Linked DNA regions of Homo sapiens: regions 1 and 3 are each linked to region 2. The links are chromatin contacts, found by Hi-C or POLR2A ChIA-PET in ENCODE. All regions are on one chromosome and are shown on one strand. Each heading gives the region's core, a stretch centred on a gene start or an enhancer-like site at or near the end of the contact. The rest is flanking DNA. Distances are from core to core; before and after follow the strand shown. Region 1 overlaps CLCA4-AS1 (CLCA4 antisense RNA 1). Region 2 overlaps LINC01140 (long intergenic non-protein coding RNA 1140). Region 3 has its middle 37 kb from the start of LINC01773.

Region 1 (3,483 bases), core at 356-2,855, 540 kb before region 2:
AGAGAATGTATCTAGCTAGAGCCCTGGATGGGGAGAGGTCTCTAAACTTGGCAGGATACAACAAAGTTGTATGAGAATAATGATCAGGAGGTCCATAAATAATCCTAAATATTTCATGATGTATTGCATTTAAATACAGAAAAACATACAAGAACTTTAAAGGGTAAAATTGACCCAACTTTACTTGAAAATTCTGAGTATTAAACTGCAAATAAGTCATAAATAAAGGAAACATATTTATAAAAATGAAATTTAATGATAGCATTCAGTACACACTCCATGCCTCGCATTATATAAGCACTTGGAGAATGAGATGAGTGGGAAGACTTCTCTCATGAAGTTTTGAACTCATCCTTCCATTCATTCTATCAAGAAATACTTAGCCAATTCTTTTGAGGTAACTGATACATGCTTAAGTAATGGGTATATGTCTGTGAACAAGACAGACATACTTATGAAATTCAATGGAAAAGATAGCATTAATTGATAGCATTGATAGATGGATAAAAAAGATAGAATATACCACTCAAGTGCAAAGTATAGGATGCTATGGGCACTTTTATATCAGGGAGAACTAACATAATCAAGGAGTCATAGAAAGTTTCTCGGAAGTAAATTTTTAGCTAAAAATTTAAAGAAGGAATGAGTAGAGAGTCACCAAGAGTGTAGAAAATAATGCCCAAGGCAAAACGAACAGCAAGTGTAAAAAGTTTGAGAAGAGAGCCTCAAGCAGTTGAGAAATAGAAAGAATAATCTGACCAGAGTAAGAGATGAGACTGAAGAATTAAGTATTCGGGCTGTGATAAGGTGGGGTCCTTGCAAGTCTCACTAAGGATTTTAGACTTTATCATAAGGTAACTGGGAATAACACAGTAAGAACTTGTTTACCAAAGCTCACTACTGTAAGTGATATAATATATACAACTAAAAATGTCTGTAGAATCACAGAGGAGGGAAAGACCAACTGGTCAGGTGGGCTTCCCAAGAAGCAGCATTTTAGTCAAACTTTGAAGAATCTGAGAGATTCTACCAGGCAGCAAAAGAGAAAGGGCATTACAGAAAGAGGGAATGACAAGGACAAAGGCACAACTAACTTTAAAAAAAAAAAAAAAAAAGAGCTGGGCATGCTGGGAACAGGAGAAACCATAAAGTATAGCATTGTAAAGTGACATGAGCACAGTGAGAAATAAGGCTAAGAGGCACATTCCTAACATTTGTGTACAAATGGTATAATGTGGCACAAGGAACATATGTTTAAATATTTAAAAGTTATAAATCATGTTAACAAACAAAATTTGTTCTCCTCTCTACGTATCTTCAAATTCAAAATATGGTGGATGACAAGATGTGGAGTACAGGTAAATATGATAAATTTACTTTTATACAGGCCTTTAATTTATACTTAACAGTCCAAGTATTATATCTTTATAGGAGTTTAACAAGTCACTCCAGTTCTAAATCAAAGTTCATGAACTGTATTAGTCAATTTTCAAACTGCTATAAAGTTACTACCTGAGACTGGGTAATTTATGAACAAAAGAGGGTTAATTGACTCACAGTTCTGCATGGGTGGGGAGGTCTTACAATCATTGCGAAAGGGGAAGTGTCACCTTCTTCACAAGGCAGCAGGAAAGAAAGAGTGAAAGAGGAAGTGCCACTTTTAAAACCATCAGATCTTATGAGAACTCACTCACTAGCACTAGCACAGCACAGGGGAAACTGCTCCCATGATCCAGTCACCTCCCATTAGGTCCCTCCCTCAACACATGAGGATTACAATTTGGATTACAATTCAAGATGAGACTTGGGTGGGGACACAGAGCCAAACCATATCATGAACCTTATGATTAAAGTTACATAAATCTTATCAGAAAACAATAATTAACAGTAAACTTCTGGGTTCTAGGACCAGTCTTTTTAATGATTCCAGTAATTACTGCATATCTGATATGAATAATTAGATATGAACACAAGACTGTATAAGACTGGAAAGTTTTCAGACTCTATTAAATAGGTGAAAATGGAAAACTGCCACTGAGTGCGGTTAGCTCCACTAGAATCTTACAGGGACTTACAATGGTATCTAAACAAATTCTTTACTATGCAAATTCATTTATTTAATGTTTCTACTCCCTTATCATGCTGTTTTCCATAGCACAAAATTAGGTGTCCAGCTTTTAGGCCTTTTTGATGTTTTTAGAATGTTTTTGAATTTTTTATTGATATATCATAGTTGTATATATTTTTGAGGTACATATTTTCATACATGTATACAATGTGTAATGACCAAATCAGAGTAATAGGGATATCCATTACCTCAAACATTTATCTTTTATTTGTGTTGAGAACACTACAATTCTTCTCTCCTAGCTTTTTGAATTATATAATAAATTAATGTTAAGTATAATTTCTCTATAGTACTATTAAATAAAATAATTCATTCCTTCTATCTAAACAGTATTTTTGTACCCATTAACCAATTTTGCCTTAATTCCAGTCATATCTTCTTAACCTTTCCCTGAGTCAAAGTTCATTTCTCTCTCTTCTCCGAACACCAACTCACTTATTTTAACACTTAAATTAACTATTTATATATATAGTTTATACGTAAACTGTATATAAATAGTTATACATAGTTTATAAATAGTTTACATATAAACTATATATAATTTATTTTAATGTTAAAGTGAGTGAGTTGGTGTTCAGAGAAGGGAGAGAATACACTATGTGTGTGTGTGTGTGTGTGTGTGTGTGTGTGTGTGTGTGTGTGTGTGTGTGTGTGTATGGAAACTAAATTCCAAAAAGGGAAAAACTGTTCCTAGAGGAGGCATGGGCATAAAGATAGGGTGTGTTTTAAGCAGAGGAACTCTGCTAAAGTAAGGCAAAGCCAGCAGAACTTTTAACAACCATGCACACTGGTATGACAGATTGGAATCTATAGGAGCCCCAAATGCAGAGGTAATCCTGCCTACCTTTCAATTATCTCCATGAGACTTTTGTTGAGTAAGTAGCAGCACAACAGGCTGGTGGCTGGGCTGGAAAGCAAAAGTCTTAAAGCCCTTAGGTCTCAAAATCCTTTTAGAGGGGGAGCCCTGTAATACACACAGAACAGGTAACATTCTCTAGATATTTGAAACTAGAGGTGAACTGAAACTACCTAGAGCTGCAACTCAGCACTGACTCAGCTTGACTCCTCACAAAGAAAGGGCACACTTTTCCTGGGAGGAAATAATACTTATTTGAATCTCTATAATTATTTTAAAAACAATGAGGTTTAAGCATATAAATTTTAAAATGTCAGTATCAGTGCATGTAATTTTTTAAATGGGAGACATGTGAAGAACTGGGAAAATGTGAACCATAATTAAGAAAAAAATTATAAATATGTTAAAGAAATTGATGAAAAAATGAAGATTTTCAACAGAGAAATTGAATCTCTAAAAAAAAAATTCTCAAGGCACAGCCCACTTTTTATAAATAAGG
Region 2 (3,255 bases), core at 345-2,844:
TGTGGTTCAGTTTCAAGTGTTTTGCATGGAAACATCTGTAAGTAATGTGTGCGGGTCTAATTTTAAATCCCGCCAAATATTTTCCATTTAACATTTGGTTTAACTGACAGGCTTGCAGAGGTGGTTTTCAGAATTGTCGGTAACAGATATGTACAGTATTCCCAAGGCCGTAGCCTTTTTTTTTTTTAAAGGAAGATAGTAATTCAAACTTGTTTTTTTTTAAATTTTTTTAATGTTTACATTTCAGTAGATACAAATAGCAGTTCAGAATATGGCTACTCCTGTCCCTTGAAGACCCAGCTGCAGTTAAATCTATTACCCCCTAAAAAGAGTTACCTTGGTTTTGACTTTTGCTTCAACATCTGCGAGCTAGGACACCTGAGGCTGACTGGGAAGGTTGACCGTGGGAACGGGACCCTTCAGGACAGGGTCCTGCCTCCACAGTGGAGAGAGACAGGGAGGGAGAGAAGAGGGTAGGACTGAGAAGGGGGGCAATGTCCAGGGAGGTCTGAGCCTCCAGAGAGGCTCCGAGAATCCACATTCGGACTATTTTCCTACCGTTTAAAAATAAGTCTCACCTAACTCTTAGGAGAGGCCCAGGCCCCCTGAACTATCCCGATCTGCTCAGAAGCTGAGCTGTAAAACCATAAAACAGAACCTCTCCTTTCTCTACTGGGTAGGATTGCCAGATAAAATAGAAGGCCCCGAGTTAAATGTGAATTTCAGATAGACCACAAATATGTTTTAGTACAAACATATCCCTTGCAATATTTGGGACATACTTATACTAAAAATGTATTTGTGGTTTATCTGAATTCAATCTTAACTGGGCATCTTGTATTTTTACTTGCTAAATCCGGCGACTCTACCGCCGGGGTCGGACGTTGTTTGCTGACTGCATTCTATTCGTGGCCGCGGAGGCCTTATTTCAGGTTGTTTGATTCCGGTGGCTGACAATATGAAACAGCTTGAACAGGCAGGCCGGTGGGCAGAAGCCATAAATAGCCACCTCGGGGGGGCCCCCCTGGTCGCTGGGAGCGCCACGCTGCTCTGTTAATAAACATGCGCTCGCTGGAGTCCTCATCCTGGGGCTCGCGGAAGCGCTGACTCAGCACCGGGGCAGGGAGGATGCGGGGACCCCCAGAAACATAATTAAACTGTTTCCATGACTGACTTGAAAATAAAATTGTGTGTGGGAAGAGAAACTTGAGGGGGAAGTTAAACAACAAATGGAGAGGTGTGGAGTGAAACCTCAGGGAAACTGTTGGTTTTGCTTCAAGGGAATTGAATTGTGAAACTTGCAGTTGTGAAATTTCACTCGGTTGATTCTTGTGAGAACCGAAGTTTGTTTTAATTGTCAATTAAAGCGAATGGTGCTTGGGTCCCTGGGATCCAGGGAACCTCAGGGCGGTGCTCGCCTCTGCCCGGCAGCGAGAGAGGGACCCGGTGCGGGCCCGATGACAGGGTCGACCGCTGGGGGTCAGGATAAGCTTGCAGAGTGGCCCCGCCGCCGTCCTGAACTTTCTCGGGAGGGGAAGGCGGCTGTGTACAGAACAGCACGCCCTGGGAAGCAAAGGCCTGTCGGAGAAGTTGATGAAAGATGCACCTTAGGTGTCCCCGAGCAGGGCCGCCGGCCTCCCCAGAGGTTTCCTTGGCAGCCCTTATTTGTAAGGCAAATCCAGGCCCGCGCACACGTTGCTCGAATGTCAGGTACTAAATTGCCTTTATGAGAGTCGAGCAGGCTTGCCGATGACAACACTCTGATAACAAAAGAAGTGTGGCCTCGTTGAAGATTTTATGTAAAAGGAAATGATTCATTTGAATTCAGAAGGAGCCTTAAAACAGGGCAGAGACAGCCAAACCCTAGATTTTCTGCCTTATGACTTGTTTCTTAAACTTGTTAAAGAAAAAAGGGGAGAAAACTTAAACAAGAAAAGCTACCCCAAATCGCCAGCCAAGGTTTAGATTTTCGTGGGTTGCTATTTTCTTCAGATCAAGGTTGCCTTCTTGTTAACCCGAGACTGCAGCCGCAGAAAATTAGATTCCCCCCACTCAGGGATTAACCACATAGAACAGTTAGGGAATGTGGAGGTCTGGAGAGACTTGAGATCAACGAGTTCGAAACGTTTGAAAGAAAAAAATCTTCAGTGGTTTGAGAGCTTCACTAAGATACTTTAAAAAAAAATCAAAATTGCTCTTATTTAAGAGCTTTGGAGATCCAAATATAAGTCCCTTTTCTTTTGCCAAGAAGGCCCTTATTCATTTTGTGTGTCTTTAATGCTCAAAAGAGATGCTGGGATTCCTAGTCAATTCCTAAACAGGAGTCTGACAACCAACTATATGATTTTTTTTGCAAAGACCTTTTTTTTTCCTTAAAGCTTCAAATTTCTGTTCCTTTTGATGATGATATGTTGAAGAAGGAATCAGTGCCTTTCTCAGTAAGTGAATGACAGAAAGCCCTTACATCTTTTGAGTGGGCCAGCGTTTGGGTGGCAGGGCTGCTTGGATGGGGAGCGATGTGACAGGGCTCTTGGACAAACTGCTCCTTGGCTTAGGGATGGTTTATTTTGAACATTCATTCATTCACTTATTCAACCAGTGTTTATTAAACATTCACGGCCTCTGTGCAGGGCTAGGTGTGAGGGCTACAGTGTCTAATAACACAGAGTCGTGGTCTTACCCTCCAGGAGTCTGCAGTCTGCTGGGGAAGCCAACAACATGAGAAGGTTATTCTGCTCTACTGGAAAAGGCACTGATCTTGTCCTCTCTTTTTCTTCCAGAAGCAAGAAAAAAACCCAGATTGGTCAACACAGTTTTATAAACAAGTGGTACTTTAGCAACAGCAACCAAAGTCCTATTTAATTAGCCAGTGGAAGGTATCCATCTGTGATGGCCAACTGTTTCCTTTTTCCAAGGGGCTCATCTTCTCCTTTGGTGACCCAAAATGCCTTTTACTTTGAGCCACACCCTCTGCCTGAAATCCTGCAGGATAAAATGGGGATGGAGGTAGAAAGCAAGTGGATCACTTGGTACTGTCTGACTTGATAACCAGCTGTTGAATGGCCTGCCATGGCTTCACTACAAGAATGGGGAAACTGTTCTTTTACGTCTGGAAGAAGGAGAAGCCAGAAGTTTATTTAATCTTTTCTAGGCAACTTATTTTATTGCATTTTTAATTTCCTCTCTTGCATTAACATGACCCTTTTCACTGGCTTCCCACGCCTGGTACTTAATTACTTATCATTAGCAATGTAC
Region 3 (2,975 bases), core at 204-2,703, 720 kb after region 2:
AATCCTAAATATGTATGCATTTGATAATAGGGCTTCAGGAATATGAAGCAAAATCTGAATAAACTGAAAGAATAAATATTAATAGAGCAAATCGACAGATAGTAAGAGTATAGATGCCTGGACAATACTAAACAACTTGATATAATTGACATTTATAGAACTCTGCAACCAGCATCAGCAATATACACATTTTTTTCAGGACTGTTTGAAACATTCAGCTAGACCATATTCTAAATCAAAAAGTAATTTTCAATAAGTTTAGAAATATAATTAAAATAATACAGTATATGCTACCTAATGATAAAGAAATTAAATTAGAAAGTAATAATAGAAAAATACCTGAAAATCTTCAGTATGTGGAAATAAAGCATGCTTTTAAATACCCACGGGAACAAAGAAGAAATTACAGGAAAATTATAAAATATTTTGAAAAAAAAGAAAACTAAAAACGCAACATATTAAAATCATGGGTTGCAGCTAAAGGCTGGAGAAAATTTTATAGCTTTAATGGTTATATTGAAACAGACAAAGATTCTAAAACCAATAATCTAAACTCCCACATTAAGAAATGAAAAATAGGAACAAATTAAACTCAAAATAAGCAGAAGAAAGGAAATAATAAAGGTGAGAAGAAAGTAATGAAATAGAAAAAGAATAGAGGGAGCCTATGAAACCGAATCTTGCTCCTTTGAAGAAAAACAGAACAAAATTGATAAACTTCTGGCTAGGCTGGTCAAGATTGAAAGAAGAGATAAATTGCTAACATTCAGGATGAAACAGAGGAGCTCACTATGTATCCTATAGAGATTATAGTAATAATATGATAATATCACAAAAACTTCCCTTCTAACAAGTACAACAATTGAAATGGACAAATTCTTTGAAAGACACAAGTTACTAAAACAGACTCAACTATTTTAACGCAATCGGTATCTACAACAATTACCATGAAACCATTTTGACAAGGTCACTGATGACTGCCCTGCTACTGAATACAATAATCTTTCAGTACCGATTTTTCTATTTGATGGTATTGAGCACTTCCTGAAATTTTTCTTTCTCTTTTTGGTGACATAATACTTTCTTTGATTTGTTCCTGTCTCTATGGTTATTCTTTATCATAATCTTCCATGGCTTAATTTTCCTTTGTCCACATGTTGGCTTTCTCTCAAAGTCTGTCCTGGACTCCACTCTCACTCAAAAACCTCTCTGGGTGATCTCATTTATTTTCAAGACTTTATTATCCTCTGTAGACTGATAAATCCCATATTTGTGACTCAATCAGGCAATTAAATATCTGCACCTGAGTGTATCACAGGCACCATGAACTCAACATTTCAAAATGGATTTCATTTGCTGTCCATATTGGAACTTTCATCTTTGCTTTTGCTTTCTCAATAAATGCCTGAGTCATTTCTGCAATTTCCTTATTTTCCCAAGCCAGGAAGTTTAGAGTCATCTTTCACTGCCTGTCTCTCTCAGTTTCATAATCCAGCTAGTCATCAAGTTGTGTAGACTCCACCTACCTACCTACTGTTTGCATTATTACTACTTAACTTTAGGTCGCTATTTCTTGCTTAGTATATCCCTCAAACTGTTCTCTCTTACTTCCTTTTTCCCCACTACTCTATTCCATTGTCTACATGTGCAAGAATTATCTTTCAGAAACAGGAACCTGATTATTCTCCTTCTTAAAGCCCTTGATCACTAACCTTTACAGTTAGAATAAGGATCAAACCCTATTGCAGTGTGCAATGTCTTTTGCAGTTTGATCCTTGCTTTTCTTTCACCTTATCTATCACCTCTTGCTCAGCCTTTACAATTTGCCCTTTAATTGTGATTACTTGCAGTTTTATTCATTTGTTCTCCCTATCCACTACCCTCAAGCTCTATACATTGGTGCTGTCTCAGACGAGAAAGCTTTCCCTCAACCCCTTTCCACATTACTTCTTGTCCTTCAGAACTAAGCCCAAGCATTACTTCCTCCAGAAATCTCATTGCATCTCACCAACCTGAGCTGTTATCTTTCCTAAGTATTCTTATACCCCCTACAAATAAAACTTACATAATACTTATTACACTTTGGAAAAATATTGAAAACAAACAATGATATTTGGAAAAGCAAAGTCATAACTCTACAGATTTATGAAATGGAGAGAAAAATGTAAAATAAAATGTTAACACAACATATAGAGCTTGGTTAAATGGAGAAAGACACTACAGATAAAAATAATTGTCGGCCGGGCGCGGTGGCTCACGCCTGTAATCCCAGCACTTTGGGAGGCCGAGGCGGGTGGATCATGAGGTCAGGAGATCGAGACCATCCTGGCTAACAAGGTGAAACCCCGTCTCTACTAAAAATACAAAAAATTAGCCGGGCGCGGTGGCGGGCGCCTGTAGTCCCAGCTACTCGGGAGGCTGAGGCAGGAGAATGGCGTGAACCCGGGAAGCGGAGCTTGCAGTGAGCCGAGATTGCGCCACTGCAGTCCGCAGTCCGGCCTGGGCGACAGAGCGAGACTCCGTCTCAAAAAAAATAAATAAATAAATAAAAAAATAAATAAATAAATAAATAAATAAATAATTGTCTATTTTAATACTAAAAAGGAAAGAAAGAAGGAAGGAAGAAAAAAGAATGAGAGAAATAGAGAAAGAGGAAAAGAAAGAAAGTAATGAAGGAAGGAAGAGATAGAGAAAGAAAGAAGAAAGAAAGAAAGAAAAGAAGGAGGGTGGGAGGAAGAGAGGAAGGAAGGAAGGAAGGAAAGAAGAAAAATAGGAAGAAGAGGGAAAAAAGGGCCTGAAAGATGTGTTTATAGTAGCACCACTGGGGGCAGTGGAATGAAATTGAGCAAAATGTAATGCAAGCTGGTTTTCCAGAAGAAAAATCTTAATAACCAGATCCATTGGTCTATGGATGGAGCCATTGGAGGAAAAGTGATAAGTTCCAACATTTGAGACATTTTATGCTGAAAATATCT

Evidence for each region. A loop is a pair of places that touch in the nucleus more often than their neighbours do. ChIA-PET counts read pairs that join two places held with the same protein, here RNA polymerase II (POLR2A). Pooled maps may share reads with other maps.
Region 1: a loop to region 2 is called in a map with no recorded cell type, with 13 times the contacts of the local background. The contact joins two enhancer-like sites. A Hi-C loop is called at or near these places in 2 of 37 single-sample maps with no recorded cell type and 3 of 50 pooled maps.
Region 3: a loop to region 2 is called in a map with no recorded cell type, with 2.3 times the contacts of the local background. The contact joins two enhancer-like sites. A Hi-C loop is called at or near these places in 1 of 37 single-sample maps with no recorded cell type. POLR2A ChIA-PET finds 5 or more read pairs at or near these places in 1 of 52 experiments (endothelial cell of umbilical vein).

Annotation. Positions count from the first base shown.
Region 1 is chr1:86,615,471-86,618,953 of GRCh38, forward strand. All of the region lies in intron 4 of CLCA4-AS1 (CLCA4 antisense RNA 1), which reads right to left. Among named protein-coding and RNA genes, the nearest start is that of CLCA4, 70 kb to the left of the region's middle. RefSeq lists an enhancer at 1,754-1,803. Within about 2 kb of position 1,606, at least 4 of the 41 ENCODE cell types and tissues checked have a DNase peak (open chromatin) inside an H3K27ac peak, as active enhancers do.
Region 2 is chr1:87,150,602-87,153,856 of GRCh38, forward strand. All of the region lies in intron 2 of LINC01140 (long intergenic non-protein coding RNA 1140), which reads left to right. Among named protein-coding and RNA genes, the nearest start is that of LINC01140, 22 kb to the left of the region's middle. RefSeq lists enhancers at 574-1,172, 1,173-1,771. Within about 2 kb of position 1,595, at least 18 of the 41 ENCODE cell types and tissues checked have a DNase peak (open chromatin) inside an H3K27ac peak, as active enhancers do.
Region 3 is chr1:87,868,363-87,871,337 of GRCh38, forward strand. No RefSeq gene overlaps it. Among named protein-coding and RNA genes, the nearest start is that of LINC01773, 37 kb to the right of the region's middle. Within about 2 kb of position 1,454, at least 4 of the 41 ENCODE cell types and tissues checked have a DNase peak (open chromatin) inside an H3K27ac peak, as active enhancers do.